Linked DNA regions of Homo sapiens: region 1 is linked to region 2. A link is a loop called in an ENCODE intact Hi-C map of the cell type or tissue named here. Cell type or tissue: sigmoid colon. All regions are shown on one strand.

What was found. Peaks named below come from ENCODE experiments on the same cell type or tissue, not always from the same donor. Only the 100,000 strongest peaks of a DNase experiment are listed, where the experiment ranks them.
Region 1: a loop joins it to region 2, with 12 times the contacts of the local background. A loop is called at or near these places in 24 of 110 quality-filtered maps.

What each region holds. Positions count from the first base shown.
Region 1 is chr6:169,517,172-169,525,171 of GRCh38, reverse strand. All of the region lies in intron 25 of WDR27 (WD repeat domain 27), which reads left to right. Among named protein-coding and RNA genes, the nearest start is that of LINC02519, 130 kb to the right of the region's middle. In sigmoid colon, a CTCF peak has its summit at 4,842 (motif pointing right); no DNase peak of the experiment used is centred here.
Region 2 is chr6:168,891,738-168,899,737 of GRCh38, reverse strand. No RefSeq gene overlaps it. Among named protein-coding and RNA genes, the nearest start is that of LINC01615, 270 kb to the left of the region's middle. In sigmoid colon, CTCF peaks have their summits at 4,345 and 4,546 (motif pointing left); a DNase peak (open chromatin) is centred at 4,517; H3K4me3 peaks cover 286 bases; H3K27ac peaks cover 1,062 bases.

The DNA of each region.
Region 1 (8,000 bases), 630 kb before region 2:
TTTTTTCATATACCTATTAGCTACTTGTATGTCTTCTTTTGAGAAACGTCTATTCAGATTTTTTTTAATTGGATTTAATTTTTTATTTTTACTATCATGCTGCTTCAGCTGCTTATATATTCTGGTTATTAATTCCTTGTCAGATAGATAATGTGCAAGTATTTTCTCCCATCCTCTGGGTTGTCTCTTCACTTAATGTTTCACTTACTGTACAAAAGCTTTCTACCTTGATGTCTTTCCATTTGTCTATTTTTGCTTTGGTTGCCTGTGCTTTTGCGATTTTACACAAAAAAATCTTTGCCCAGACCACAATCCTTGAGCATTTGCCCAATATTTTCTTCCAGTAGTTTCATAGATTCAGGTCTTGGATTTAAGTCTTTAATCCATTTTTATTTGATTTTTGTATATGAGGAGGGATAGGGGTTCAGTTTCATTCTTCTGCATATGGTTATTCAGTTTTCCCAGCACCATTTATTGAAGAGACTGTCCTTTCTCCATTGCAACTTTTTGCTGCCTTTGTCAAAAATGAGTTGGCTGTGAATGTTTGGATTTATATCTGGGTCTCTATTCTGTTTCATTGCTCTATGTGCCTGTTGTTATGCCAGTTCAATGCTGATTTGGTTACTATAAATTTGGAGGATATTTTGAAGTCAGGTGAGTGTGACACCTTCAGCTTTGTTCTTTTTGCTCAGGATTACATTGGCTATTTGGAGTCTTTTGTGGGTCTATATAAATATTAGAAAATTTTTTCTTATTTCTGTGAAGAATTTCACTGGAATTTTAATAGGAATTGCATTGAATCTGTAAGTTACTTTGGGTAGAATTATTTTAACAATATTAATTCTCCCAATCCATGAGCATGGAATATCTTTCCATTTTAAAATGTCCTCTTCGGTTTCTTTCATCATTGTTTTATATTTTTCCTTATTAGATCTTTCACCACATTGGATAAATTGATTCCTAGGCATTTTATATTCTTTGTAGCTATTGTAATGGGATTGCTTTCTTGATTTCTTTTTAAGATTGTTTGCTGTTGGTGTATATAAATACTACTGATTTTTTAAAGTTGATTGTGTATCCTGCAACTTTACTGACTTTATCAGTTCTAAGAGTTTTTTGGTTGAGTTTTTAGGTTTTTCTAAGTACAAGATCATGTCATTTGTGAATGAAGCTAATTAGACTTCTTCCCTACCTATTATGTCTATTAATTCTTTCTCTTACCTAATTGCTCTGGCCAGGGCTTCCAGGACTATGTGGAAAAAACATGGTAAAAGTAGAGATTCTTGTTTTGTTCCAAATCTTAGAGGAAAGGGTTTCAATTTTTACTTATTCAGTACAGTGTTAGCTGTGGTTTTGTCATATATAGCCTTTATTATTTTGACGTATGTTCCTTCTATACCTAGTTTGTTGAGGGTTTTTTTAATCATAAAAGGATGTTTAGTATTATCAAATGATTTTCCAACATCTATTGAAATGATGACATAGTTTTTATCCTTAATTCTGTTGATGTGATGTATCCTGTTTATTAATTTGTATATGTTGGCATCCCCAGGATGAATCCCATGAATCCCACCTGACCACAGTGAATGATCTTTTTAATGGGTTGTTGAATTTGGTTTGCTAGTGTGTTGCTGAGGATTTTCACATCTATATTCATCGTGGATATTAGCCTGTAGTTTTCTTTTTTGTTGTGTCCTTGTCTGGTTTTGATATCAGAGTAATGCTGGCCTCATAGGATGAGTTTAGAAGTATTATCTCCTCTTCAATTTTATTTAAAAGTTTGAGTGAAATTGGTATAAGTTCTTAATTTAGTGTTTGATAGAATTCAGCAGTGAAGTCAACAGATTGTGGGCTTTTCTTTAATGGAATACTTTTTATTACAGCTTTGATCTCATTACTCATTACTGGTTTATTGAAGTTTTCTATTTCTTCATGGTTCAGTCTTGATAAATTGCATGTGTCCAGAAATTTATCCGTTTCTTCTAGATTTTTCAATTTGTTGGCATATCATTGTTCATAATAGTCTCTAATGAGTCTTTGTATTTCTGTGGTCCCAGTTGTTATGTTTTCTTTTGTGTTTCTGATACTGTTTATTTGGATTCTCTCTCTATTTTTCTTAGTCTAGCCAAATGTTTGTCAGTAAAACCAACTTTTCATTTTGTTGATTTTCTTTATTGCTTTTTAAATCTCATTCATTTATTTTTCCTCTGATCTTTATTATTTTCCTTCTACTAATTTTGGGTTTGGTTTATTCTTTCTTTCCTCTTTCTTTGAGGAACATTGTTAGGTGGTTTATTTGAAGCCTTTCTACTTTTTTGAATTATGAAGAAAGTTTATTCCTATAAACTTCCCTCTTAGTACTATTTTTGCTATATCCATAGATTTTGGTATATTACATTTTATTTTTTTAAGATATTTTTAAATTTTCTTCTTAATTTATTCATTGATCCATTGGTCATTTAGAGGCATGTTGTTTGATTTTCATGTGTTTGTGTATTTTCCAAGGTTTCTCTTGTTATTGATATCTAGTTTTATTTCATTGTGGTCAAAAAAGATACTTGATATGATTTCTAATTTTTGAATTTGTTGATACTTGTTTTGTGTTCTATGATATGATCTGTTCTGTAGAATGTTCCATGTGCTGATGAAAGGAGTATGTATTCTGCAGCAACTGCGTGAAATGTTCTGTAAATGACATTTAGGCCTATTTGGTCAAGGGTGTAGCTTAACTCCAATATTTGTTGATTTTCTGTATGGATGATCTGTTCATTACTGAAAATGGGGTATTGAAGTTCCCTGTTATTATTACATTACAATCTATCTCTCCCTTTAGATTTATTAATGTTTATATACTTGGGAGCTATGGTGTTGGGTGCGTAGATATTTATGATTTTATATCTTCTTGCTGAATTGACCCCTTTATCATTATATAGTGTTTTTGTCTCTTTTTACAGTCTTTGATTTGTAGTCTATTATCTGATATAAGTATAGCTACTCTTGACCTTTTTTGGTTGCTAGTTATATGGAATATCTTTTTCCACCCCTTCACTTTCAGTCTGTGTGTCTTTATAGAGGAAGTGAATTTCCTGTGGGCAGCATATAGTTGGGTCATGTTTCTTTATTCATTCAGCCACTCTATGCCTTTTAATTGGAGAATTTAGTCCATTTACATTCAGTGTTATTGTTGATAAGTGAAGACTTACAATGGCCATTTTTTGCTTGTTTTCTGGTTGTTTTGTAACCCCTCTCTTTGCTTGTTTTCTGGTTGTTTTGTAACCCCTCTCTTCTTTTTTTCTTTCTGTCTTCCTTTGTGTTTAAGTGATTTCCTCTGGTAGTATGTTTTAATTTGTTGCTTTTAATTTTTTGTCACTCTTTTATAGGTTTTTGCATTGTGGTTACTATGAGGCTTACAAAACACATAGATATAATAAGTTATTTTAAATAAATGACAACTTAGATCACAAAGAAAAAATAGAAACAAAGAAAAAAATACTCTACATTTTAAGCTCCATCTATTTTGACTTTTAGTAGTCTCAATTTACATATTTTTTACGTTACCTGTTTCTTAAAAGGCCGCTGTAGCTATTATTGTTTTTGAAATATTTGTCTTTTGGGCTTCATACTATTGTTATGAGTGGACTGAACACCACAATTATAGTAGTAGAGCATTTTGGGTTTGTCTAATGCACTAAATTGTATCAGTGGGTTTAATACCTTGAAATGCTTTCTTCTTGCATGTTAAGTGTTTTTTATTTTTTTCTTTAGATTGAAGACCTTTCTTTAGCATTTCTTATAGACAGGTCTCCTGGTGGTGAATTATCTCAGCTTTTGTTTATCTGGGAAAGACCTTGTCTCTTCTTCATATTCGAAAGATAGCTTTATGGAGACAATATTCTTGGATATAAGTTATTTTTTTTTTCTTTCAGCACTTTGAAAATGTCATCCTACTCACTCCTGGCATGTACAGTTTCCACTGAGAAGTCTGTTGCCAGATGAATCGGATCTCCTTTACATTTTATTTACTTTTCTCTTGCTGCTTTTAGGATTATCTCTCTTTCCTTGAGGTTTAAGAGTTTGATTATTATGTGCCTTTTGGTAGCTTTATTTGAGTGAAATCGGTTTGATGTTCTCTGACCTTCCCTTACCTGGATATTTATCTCTTTCTCAAAGTTTGGCAAGTTTTCTGTTAATATGTCTTTGAATAAGCTTTCTACCTCCTTGTTCTTGTTCAACTTGTTCAACTTGAACACTAATAATTCTTAGATTTTATCTTTTGAGGTAGTTTTCCATGTCTTATAGGCATTCTTCATTGCTTTTCATTTTTTTCCTTTTTTTCTCTTTCTGTATTTCAGGTAACCTGTCTTTGAACTCACTGATTCTTTCCTCTGCTTGATCCATTCTACTGTTGAGAGCCTCTCATGATTTTTTTCAGTTCAGCAAATGTATTTCTCAGTTCCAAGATTTTCTCTTTAATCGCTTTGTTAATTTTTTCTGATAAATTTCTGAATTGCTTTTCTGTGTTACCTTGAAGATCACCAAGTTTCCTTAAAACTGCTACTTTGCATTCTTGGTGAGAGAGTTCACATTATCATCATCTTGTGAGAGTCAGTCACTGGTTCCCAGCTTTGTATGTTTGAGGTAGTCATGGTTCCCTGTTTGCTGTTGTTTCGTGTGCATGTACATCTGTGTCTTTGTATTGAAGTATTATTTATTCCAGTATTCTCTATCTGGTTTGTTTTGATTTTTTATCAGATATGTTTACTAAAAAATTCTTTGTAATTTACTTTTCAATTTTCTTTTTGTTAAAAACAATCTGCTATGTTGCTGCCTCCTTTTTGGCACTAGATGGTGCCTTAAGCTCAGGTTTGCCTCAGTTCTAGTAAATAATCAGAGTACCACTTATCCTGAACAGGAGAAATGCCAAAGGGATATTCCAGCAGTGTGGGAAGCTGGCTATGGGTTCATGCCCTGGGGAGTAATGGAATAAACCTCCTACAGTGTGGTGATGCTGAGCAGCCACTCCGATTTGGTATCTCTTTTTGTCAAGCTACAGAGAAAAATTTCTAGGGTGGGATGGTAGTCCCACTTCCCCCTTTTGTCTCTGGCTCTTCATAGGGATATTTTTCTTTTCGGGCACTCCTGATGCTTCCCAGGGGTTTAGGGAGGGAGAGGTCTCCTGTCAAGTAGTTCAAGATGGTGGGGAAGCTGGTCGTCCACCTCAATCTCACTTTTTTGTGTGTGTAGAAACCATGAGTTGGGGGGAGATTTTCCATGTACTTCATGTCAAGAAGATGGGGGAAAACCATCACAGATGAGGAAGTCCAGTTCTCTCACTGTTGTCTCAGAGTTTTTTCACTTCTCTGTGGCCCCAAGAACTATCTCATCTTCATATTTGAGTTCTGAGATGTTGATGGGGATAATATTGGTGTGTATATTTATTTTTGTTTTTGTTGGTTGGGGGGTGATATAGTTTGGATATTCCCACCACCCAAATCTCATGTTGAAATGTAATCCCCCACATTGGAGGGAGGGCCTGGTGGGAGGTGTGTGGGTCATGAGGGCAGATCTCTCATGGCTTGGTGCTCTCCTTACAATAGTGGGTGAGTTCTTATGAGATCTGGTTGTTTAAGTATATGGCACCTTCCCACCCCCCATTCTCTCTTGTACCTGTTCTGCCACATAATGTGCCAGCTCCTGCTTTGCCTTCTGCCATGAATTAAAGCTCCCTGAGTCCTCCTCAGGAGCCAAGAAAATGATAGTGCCATGCTTCCTGTATATCCTGCAGAATTGTGAGCCAATTAAACCTCTTTTCTTAATAAATTGCCAAGTCTCATGTATTTCTTTTTAGCAATACAAGAATGAACTAACACAGAAAATTGGTACTGAAGAGTGGGATATTGCTGTGAAGATATCTGAAAATGTGGAAGGGACTTTGGAACTGGGTAACAGGCAGAGCTTGGAAGAGTTTGGAGAGCTCAGAAGAAAACAGAAAGATAAGGGAAAATCTGGAACTTCTTAGAGACTGGTTAAATGGTTATGACCAAAATGTTGATAGTGCTATGGACAGTGAAGGCTGATGAAGTCTCAGATGGAAATGAGGAACTTATGGAGAACTGGAGCAAAGGTCACCCTTGTTATGCCCTAGCAAAGAAGTTGGCTGCATTCTGTTTGTGCCCTAGGGACTTGTGGAAATTTGAACTTCAGAGTGACAACCTAGGGTATCTGGTAAAGGAAATTTCTAAGCAACAAAGTGTTCAAGATGTGGCCTGGCTGCTTCTAACAGGCTTTGGTCAGATGCGGGAGCAGAGAAATGACTTAAAGTTGGAATTTGTATTGGAACAAGAAACAGAGCATATAAGTTTGGAAAATTTGCAGCCTGGCCATGTGGCAGAGAAAGAAAAAGCATTTTCAGGGGAGGAATTCAAGCAGGTTGCTGAGCAACCACTTCCTAGAGAAACTTGCATAACTAAAAGACAGCCAAGACAATGGGAAAAAGGCCTCAAAGGCATTTCAGAGATCTAAGAGGCAGCCCCTCCTGTCATAGCCCCAGAAGCCTAGGAGAGAAGAATGATTCCATGGGCTAGGCCCAGAGCCCCACTGCCCTGTGCAGTCTTGGAACAGTGCTGCCTGCATCTAGGCCATTCTAGCTCCAGCCACAGCTCAAAGGACCCCAGGTACAGTTTGTGCTGTCACTTAAGAGGGCACAAGCCATAAGCCTTGGTGGCTTCCATGTGGCATTAAGCCTGTAGGAATGCAGAGTGCAAGAGTGAAGGAGGCTTGGCCTAGATTTCAGAAGATATATGAAAAAGGCTGGATGCCAGGCAGAAGCCTGCTGCAGGGGCAGAGTCCCCATGTAGAACCTCTACTAGGGCAGTTCAGAGGGGAAATTCAGGGTTGCTAGACCCACACAGAGTCCCCAAGAGGGCTCTGCTTAGTGGAGCTGTGGGAATGGGGTGCTGCCCTCTAGACCCCAGAATGGTAGATCACTGGCAGCTTGCACCCTGTGCCTAGAAAAGCTGCAGGTACTCAGTTCTAACCTGTGAGAGCAGCCATTGGGTCTGAAGCCTGCAAACCCATAGGGGCAGAACTTCCCAAGGCCTTGGTCACCCACTTCTTGCAGTAGTGTTCCCAGCATGTGGGACATAAAGGAAAAGATGATTATTTTGGAACTTTAAGATTTAATGACTGCCTTGCTGGGTTTCAAAGTTGCAACAAACTTCAAGTAGGATAAACTCTGTTATCTGTACCTAGACACATCATAAGCAATGTGCCAAAAGACAGAGAGACAATTTTTGAAAGCAGCAAGACATAAGTGGTTTATCACATGCAAGCAATCTTGAACAAGATTATCAGTTGATTTCTCATTAGAAACCATGGTGTCTAAAAGGCAATGAGGTCCAATACTGAAAAATAAAAAGTTCAACCAATCATTCTATATCCAGCAAAATGATCCTTCAAAAATGTAGAAGAAATTAAGGCATTCCAATATAAACAAAAATTAAGAGGGTCCATTGTTGCCAGAACTTCCCTATAACCAATGCCATAGGGAGTCTTTTGAGTTGAATAGAAAATAACTCAAACCCACATGAAGAAAGGTAACTAAATAGGTAAATATAAAAGATAGCATAAATGTATTTTTGTTGTAACTTCTTTTAGTTTTTTAATCTTTTATTATACAGGTGCAAAAAGCAATAACTATAAACAATAGTTATAGACTCTCAGTTCCAAAATGATGATGTGGAAGCAGGCTGGCTTCACTCTGTTCCCCCAGTGGTAGGCTGTTCTTGTGTTGCTATAAAGAAATACCTGAGGCTGGGTAATTTATAAAGAAAAGAGGTTTAATTGGCTCATGGTTCCGCAGGCTTTACAGGAAGCATGGTGCTGGTATCTGCTCAGCTTCTGGGGAGGCCTCAGGGAGCTTTAACTCAGGGATGAAGGTGAAGTAGGAGCAGATGTGTCACATGGCAGAGTTGGAGCAAGAGAAAGAGAGTTGGTGGTGG
Region 2 (8,000 bases):
GAAGATGACTCTGAAGCCGAGCACCTGTCTCCCTAACCTCTCTATCTGTTCCTTCTATGCTGGCTCAGAAGTGTGTTGCCTTCTACCTGATCTTCACATTCAGATGTTTTTAAGGATTCAGCAAGGCACGCCTTCCCAGAGCATGTTTTGTTTGTTTGTTTGTTTGCTATTTTGAGACGGAGTCTCGCTCTGTCACCAGGCTGGAGTGCAGTGGCGTGATCTTGGCTTACTGCAACCTCCACCTCCCGGGTTCAAGCGATTCTCCTGCCTCAGTCTCCCAAGTAGCTGGGACTACAGGTGCGTGACACCATGCCCAGCTAATTTTTTTTTTCAGTAGAGACAGGGTTTCACCATATTGGTCAGTCTGGTCTTGAACTCCTGACCTTGTGATCTGCCTGCCTCGGCCTCCCAAAGTGCTGGGATTACAGGTGTGAGCCACCGCGCCTGGCCCCCAGAGCGTATTTCTTATGACACAACCCACTGAGCCTGACTGGGTTCTTGAACAGCCAGGAACTTCCATATCTCCACTGCCCTAACCCGAGTCCAAGTCACAAAAACCTGCCGCCCACACAGCCTTAGCTTCTCCCAATGAGCCCCCTGGATTCTTCTTTTGCCCTCTCTTCCCCTCTTTAATCCGCTGGTAATTCAGGTCACAGTTATCTTTTTACCTATGAATTATGTCAGCCACTCCTGACTATGCTGTTTCAACGTCTCCCCATTGCAATGTATAAAACCCAGGCTCGTGGCTTAACTTGGTCTGCAGTACTCTACATGGCACCCTTTCCTGCTTTCACTCCTACCCCTTCCATATCACTGTCGCCTGATTACTAAAATCCATCCACACTGGCTTCGTTCAGTTATTTTGACATGCTGAAAAATTCTTTCTTATCCTAGGGAATTTGGCACAAGGTTCCTTATACCTGGAATGTTCTGGAATGTTTACTTCTTAATTCTTCAGTTCCTTAGTGAACAATTTCTTCTCATCCTTTAAATATTAGCTTAAATATTACTTGCACAGCCAGACATTCTACAAACACACTCTCTAATGAGTTTCTCTATTATTAGGGCAATTGTATCACAGTTTCTTTACTTCATGACGTACAAGTTCTTGTAATTATGAATATACTTGTTTACATGGTTATTATCCAAGCAGTTAATAAATCATTTTGAAGGAATGACTGAGTAAGTGGTACATTTGCCACTATGAGCTAAGCTTAGTCTTCATGACAAAACATAAGAGTTGGTGAATAGCCTGTGGGACTAGAAAATGTGAAAGTGTTTCTTGTAACCAAGTAGCCAGTGTTTGTAGAGAACATGTGAGAAACTTCCCTCTCTATAGATGGGCACAAATGTATTTCAGTTTTAATAGATGTTTAAATATATTAATTGTGTTAAGTCACAAATTGATTATGAAAAGCCTTAATATGAACATTAATACTGATCAAGCCAAAAATTAACCTAAGGAATGAGTAGAGATGATTGGATCAGAAGAGCCTGTCATACGAACAGAGATCACATGATGTCTAAGAAAGAAGAGAGAGGATCTTTTTATTGAAGATACATTGAAAGGGTTTTTGTTTATAATGATGGCTGAAAGGCTCCCATCAGAGCCTATTCACCTTGTTTGAGATAACAGCTATGAGTTTTCTTTTGTAGTTGTTCTTTTGTAGAACTACTACCGTACTCCTAACACACATACACACACACACACAGAGAGAGAGAGAGAGAGAGAGAGAGAGAGAGAGAGAGAGAGAGAGAGAGAGACATATAACAGTTATCTGGAGGAACAGAGAAAAACCATAAGCTGGCAAGTCCTGAGTGAGAGTTAACATTTGAGGAAATAAAGTGGTAAATGTCTTGGGTAGTAGGGTACTCATTAGTTGCCCTCCCCACAAAAGAGAGAGAGAGAGAGAGAGACAGACAGACAGACACACCTGGTTTGTAGTTTGTCAAGTACCATGGTATAAATGGTCCCACCATGTTTAATCAACTTCTGGTTTCAAGCTACAAATGATGGAACAGCCAGCTTGGAAATTGCAGAATGTTCAACAATCACTCTTGCAAATCAATGCAAGCTGGTCCCAGAGCACCCTGGGGTGGTTGTCCCATTTCCGTGGTCTGTATGTAGCATGAAGGGAGGCCAAGTTTACATCATGCTCCAAAGCAGGCAGTTTCTGGGCTGGAATTAGCACTTGGAGGAGAGGAGTTGGCACAGAGTGAATATACCAGCTTCACAGCTTCTACCCCAAGGCCAGGCTCCAGCAGGCCATGTGGGGCAGTGAAACTCCAGTAGGTAACCTGCAGTCTTTCTCATCTGAAGAACACCGCAGGGTAAAATTGGGGGTAACCATAGACACAAAGACATTAAGGAGAAATCTGTGGAGAAAGAGACAGAGAGGGGCATCCACGCATCTTGTATATAAATTCTACCCTAATACCTGATGACCCCTGAACTGTGCATATGCAAGACACACCTCCAGCAGCCCAGCTAGAGATGAAAGGTCTGAATTGAGATTTGACCTGCTGTCCAAAGACAGAGCCTGCAGTTTGCTTCCAGTCAAGTGAGTGTCCGCTCTACCAACAACAGCAATGACACAGCTGAGCACTGTTTGGAGGAATACAACAGAACCCAGAATCTGAACACGTGACCTTCAGTGTCCAGGACAGTGGCAAAACCTTTACAATCTTCAACCGAGGAAACAGAAAAATAGGACCCAATCCCAGAAGAAAAGTGTCAGTGGAGACCGACCTCCATGTTGTAATTAGTACACTATTCCTTTAAAGCAAGTGTTAATAGTATGCTCTGAGACATAAAGAAACATAGATTCATAACAAATTGAAATATGGGATCAGTTTTTTCAAGGGACTTGTTGGAGAGCACAAGAAGCTGGGGAGAGCTTCAGGCTCCTGGGGAGGGAGAAGGACTGGGGGAAGGGACCCGGAGGGCAGCATGGTTCTGCAAAAACTTCAGCCAGGCTGGTGGAGGGTGGTTGAGCCTTGCCTTCAACACCACAGTCCTATTCTGCCAGGAAGGGTTCACTGCGGTGTTCCTGCTCGAATTAATTCCTGGTTGAAAGCAGATGGAGAGGGGAGAGGACTGAGGCTGCCCACAGCCTGTCACTCTTGGAGCCTCGAGGAGGGTGTGGGGGGCAAGGGAAGGCAGGAGCCCAGCTTCGGGGGCCACAGCCACCGTCCCGGCAGGAGACAGGAAGGTCAGTGGAGCAGTGATGGGAAACACCAGGCAATGCGGGGCTCAGGGCCAGTGCAGCTTCCTCTCTAAATGGAATGTGAACATGAGGGATGGGGCGCAAAGCTGATTGGAGAGAAAACCCTGGGGAATGTGTGAAAACACCTGGGTCCTGGCTGTAGAGGAGAGGTTCTAACGCAAGCTGAAGATGGCCTGTTCCTCTGAGAGTCTGAAGGTGGGAGTGGAGGGAAGGGTGCTGTCCTGACGTTGGAAAGTGTAAAAAGAGAGGGTGATGGAGGTGTCCGGTTCCTGCCTTCTTCTCAGGGCAAGAATCAAGTTCCGTGAGTACACAGGAGAAGGAACAAAGTGATTTCTTGTAGTTCTGAATACACACTCGCAGAGGACACAGCACGGCACTGTGGTCGGCCCCTCAGACACTCATTTAGGGAGTAAAGGGATGGGGGAGAAAAAGGGAAAAGGGAGGGTGGGATGGGGAGAGAAAAGAAAGAAGGAAGAGAAGAAAGCAGGAAGGGAGGGAAGGAAGCAGGAAAAAGAGACAGGCCTAGAATTCCAGAGTTTCAGGGAACGGAGAGGGCATCTAATCAAAACTTCATCCTCATTCATCTGAGACGCAGACCTGCACAAGAGACCGCCGAGTCCTGCCACACCGCTGCCGGCAGCAGACCCCAGCACACGTGTGGATGAGCAGAAAGGTGATGGTGGTGACCTCACAACACATTTCTGTTTCTGCTGGTCAGTGCCAGTTATGGAAAAGGCAGAAATCGAAAGGGAAGAATTGTGGACTTTGGACTCCGGCAGATGTAAGGCAGGCCCTAGACAAAGGCCAGCCTGTTTCCTTCTTAGTTGATGGCTTATTTATCCGGGACACACACACACACACACAGATATGCACACACAAGAAAACATGCAAGCGATGCACGTGCACACACATGCACACACATGCATGCACACACATACACACACATATGGATACATACACAGACGCACACACATGCATGCACACATACACAGATGCATACATACATACACACGTATGGATGCACACATACATGCACACACACACAATGTGCACACACATTTTCACTCGTGGAGACAGTGAGTGTCATAACATTCTTTTTGGATGTTAAATACATTTTTGAAAACGTGCACAAAGGGGGTTTTCACAGGGCTTATTACCCTTTTTAAAGTTCATAAGCTGCTGAGATCTGATAATGAAGCCACACACCCCGGAGGCAGACAAACAGGAAGGGAAATAACCGGAAGGGCAACTTTTCACTTCAGGGGACGACGACCAGGCACCGAAAGGCAGGTTTCAAGTGCCCCCTCGTGGCCAAGCCTGGACACTGTGCCAGGACAGAAAAGCAGGCAGCGCTGTTTACAGAATGGGGCAAACGTGGTTTAATTTGTTGTGTTATTAAAATTCATTAGATTGAACCGTCTGGTCTTTAAATGATGAATATTATTTTCTTTAACAAATGCTAAGATTTTAATAAGACCCCATAAGAATAAATAAGGAGAAATAACACAACACTTCACAATATGTAGGTGAATAATTTGCCCAACATGGCAGAATTTTGATTCCAACTTACTCATCTAACCTCATATTTTGCACTGGTAAGTTATTCTGTTTAAATTGAGTTCAAAAGCCTAGTGAGTAAAAGTGACCACATGGTAGTCACAAAGATGAAAACCTATCATATTATGAAATCAAGACAAAATGTTATTAGCTGGTTAAGGGGGATGCAGAGAAAAGAACTAAAATAAAATAGTCTTAGAAGTGAAGACAAGGGTTTCTCCTCAAAAATTTTAGGATCTCAGGACAAATCATGAACATCATAAACCAAAATACTTTGTATTCAAAAGCAATTGTACTTGACAAGAATAATGTCATAAGAAAATAAAAGGAAAAAGGCAAATTTTAGGAAATTGAGGGAAAATGAGAGAAAATGGGGAAAATATTATATATATATATATATATCCAAACACAGAAAACAGAAATATGGATACTTAAGTTTAGACAGGCCAAAGAAAATAGGAGAAAGCCGTTTTAAAAATATTATTGTAGGCCGTGCGCGGTGGCTCACACCTGTAATTCCAGCACTTTGGGAGGCCGAGGCAGGCGAATCGCCTGAGGTCAGGAGCTCAAGACCAGCCTGGACAACATGGTGAAACCCCATCTCTACTAAAAATACAAAAATTAGCTGGGCATGGTGGCAGGTGCCTGTAATCCCAGCTACTCAGGAGGCTGAGGCAGGAGAATGGCTTGAGCTGGGGAGGCGGAGGTTGCAGTGAGCTGAGATTACACCACTGCACTCCAGCCTGGGCAACTGAGCGTGACTCTGTCTCAAAAAAATAAAAATAAAAATAATTATCATAAGAAAGCCAGTTAGAGGCTCAATGCAGCCATATCGCCCACGCCCAGGTCCACGGGTCGCAGATGGAAGAATGAAAAACACACAGTCTACACTCAAGAAGACAGTGCCTGTCCACACACGGCCCAGGAAGCAGAGGTGTCAGAGCTATGAGTCAGGTCCTGCACTTGGAAGGGCTTTGTCTCACATGCCCTTCACACAGGGAGGATGGGGTACGGGATAAAGGGACCGGCTCAGCATCGGAGAAGCCCTGGCCCCACCACTGGCTCAGCATCAGAGGAGCCCTGGCTTTGATGTGTGATGGCTTTTGCTCTGTGACTTTGTCAAAATGACCCCATCTCTGAGAAGGTCTCCAACACACACAAGGCAACCGCAGATGAGCAGGTTCTCGGAAATGAGACTAAAACATAAGATCAATGACCAAGTAAGCCAGTGTGACTTGCTGGGAGAAGTGAGTTCGAGTCCTTAAAGGGAAATGGAGCAAGTGTAATTGCTTAGAATTCTTTTAGGGGAGAAGGAGCAGTGCCAATAACTAAATGCACAAAAGGAAAGTGGATAGAACCTTCCGGACACAGAGGAGGAGAGTTCGCAGCAGAATGTGGGATTTGAATTGTAAACAGCTGTCACTCCCAGGCATTAATGCACTAAAAATCATGAAAAAGGGTATAGCTATAAAACATAAAAAGATAAAAAGTAATTTAGAAACATAAGACAACTATTATAGACATGCATAAAATTAGAACAATTAGAAGACAGGATAAACATGGACTAAAGCCTAAAACATCAGAATCAGAGTTGCCTTTAAGAGTGTGAAAACATAAACGTGAAGAGCTTACCTGTATTTCCTTGATAGTAAACTCACGAATGCACGAAAGGAATAAAGTCACAGGCAACTGGCTCATGTTTTAACATTGAAGGAAATTATGAGTTGGGATGTACATTCCCTGCTGGAGCTCAGCGCCTTCGAGAGAGCTGCACCTTCCTCCGGAGAAACTTTTGGCATTAAGCTCAAATATCAAATGATAACAACAGTGAAGAGTCATGGCTTATATTACCAAGTGCCAGGAGCTGATACATTTGTCCCGACATAGTTATTAATTCAATTAATCTTCACAAAACTCCTATTGCACACGGAGAAACTGAGGCATGAAGACACTCAGGAAGTTACCTGAGGTCATACAGTGAGTGAGGAGAGACCAAGTAGATGAGCTCAGAAAACCTGAGCCCACGTCCCGGGCTGCCCTGCCTCCTGGACGCTGAGCTGTGTCATGTCTTCATTCCCAGATCCAGGTGGAAAACCTGAGCCTGAGTCTCGGGCTGCCCTGCCTCCTAGAAGCTGAGCTGTGTGATGTCTCTTTCTGAGATCCAGGTGGAAAACCTGAGCCTGAGTCTTGGGCTGCCCCGCCTCCTGAACGCTGAGCTGTGTGATGTCTCTTTCCAAGGACCAGGTGGAAAACCTGAGCCTGAGTCTCGGGCTGCCCCACCTCCTGGACGCTGAGCTGTGTGATGTCTTCATTCCCAGATCCAGGTGGAAAACCTGAGCCTGAGTCTCGGGCTGCCCCACCTCCTGGACGCTGAGCTGTGTGATGTCTTCATTCCCAGATCCAGATGGAAAACCTGAGCCTGAGTCTTGGGCTGCCCCGCCTCCTGGATGCTGAGCTGTGTGATGTCTCTTTCCGAGATCCAGGTGGAAAACCTGAGCCTGAGTCTCAGGCTGCCCGGCCTCCTGGATGCTGAGCTGTGTGATGTCTCTTTCCCAGATCCAGGTGGAAAACCTGAGCCTGAGTCTTGGGCTGCCCCACCTCCTGGACATTGAGCTGTGTGATGTCTCTTTCCAAGGTCCAGGTGGAAAACCTGAGCCTGAGTCTCGGGCTGCCCGCCTCCTGGACGCTGAGCTGTGTGATGTCTCTTTCCAAGGTCCAGGTGGAAAACCTGAGCCTGAGTCTCGGGCTGCCCCGCCTCCTAGAGGCTGAGCTGTGTGATGTCTCTTTCCAAGATCCAGGTGGAAAACCTGAGCCTGAGTCTTGGGCTGCCCCCACTCCTGGACACTGAGCTGTGTGATGTCTCTTTCCCAGATCCAGGTGGAAAACTGGGGCCAATGTTCCTGGTTATCCCCCCAGCAGCATGTGTTCCTGGGATAAGGCCTTGCATTCCCACAGAGCTGTGCGGGGGCTCATGCCTAAAATCCCAGCACTGTGGGAGGCCGAGGAAGGATTGCTTGAGCCCAGGAGTTTAAGACCAGCCTAGGCAACATGGCAAGACCCCATCTCTACAAAAAAAAAAAAAAAAAAACAACTAAGCCAGGCGTGGTGCAGGCACATGCAGGCACGTGGTTCCAGCCACTCAGGAGGCTGAGGTGGGAGGATTGCTTTAGCCCAGGAGTTTGAGGCTGCAGTGAGCTGTGATGGCATCACTGCACT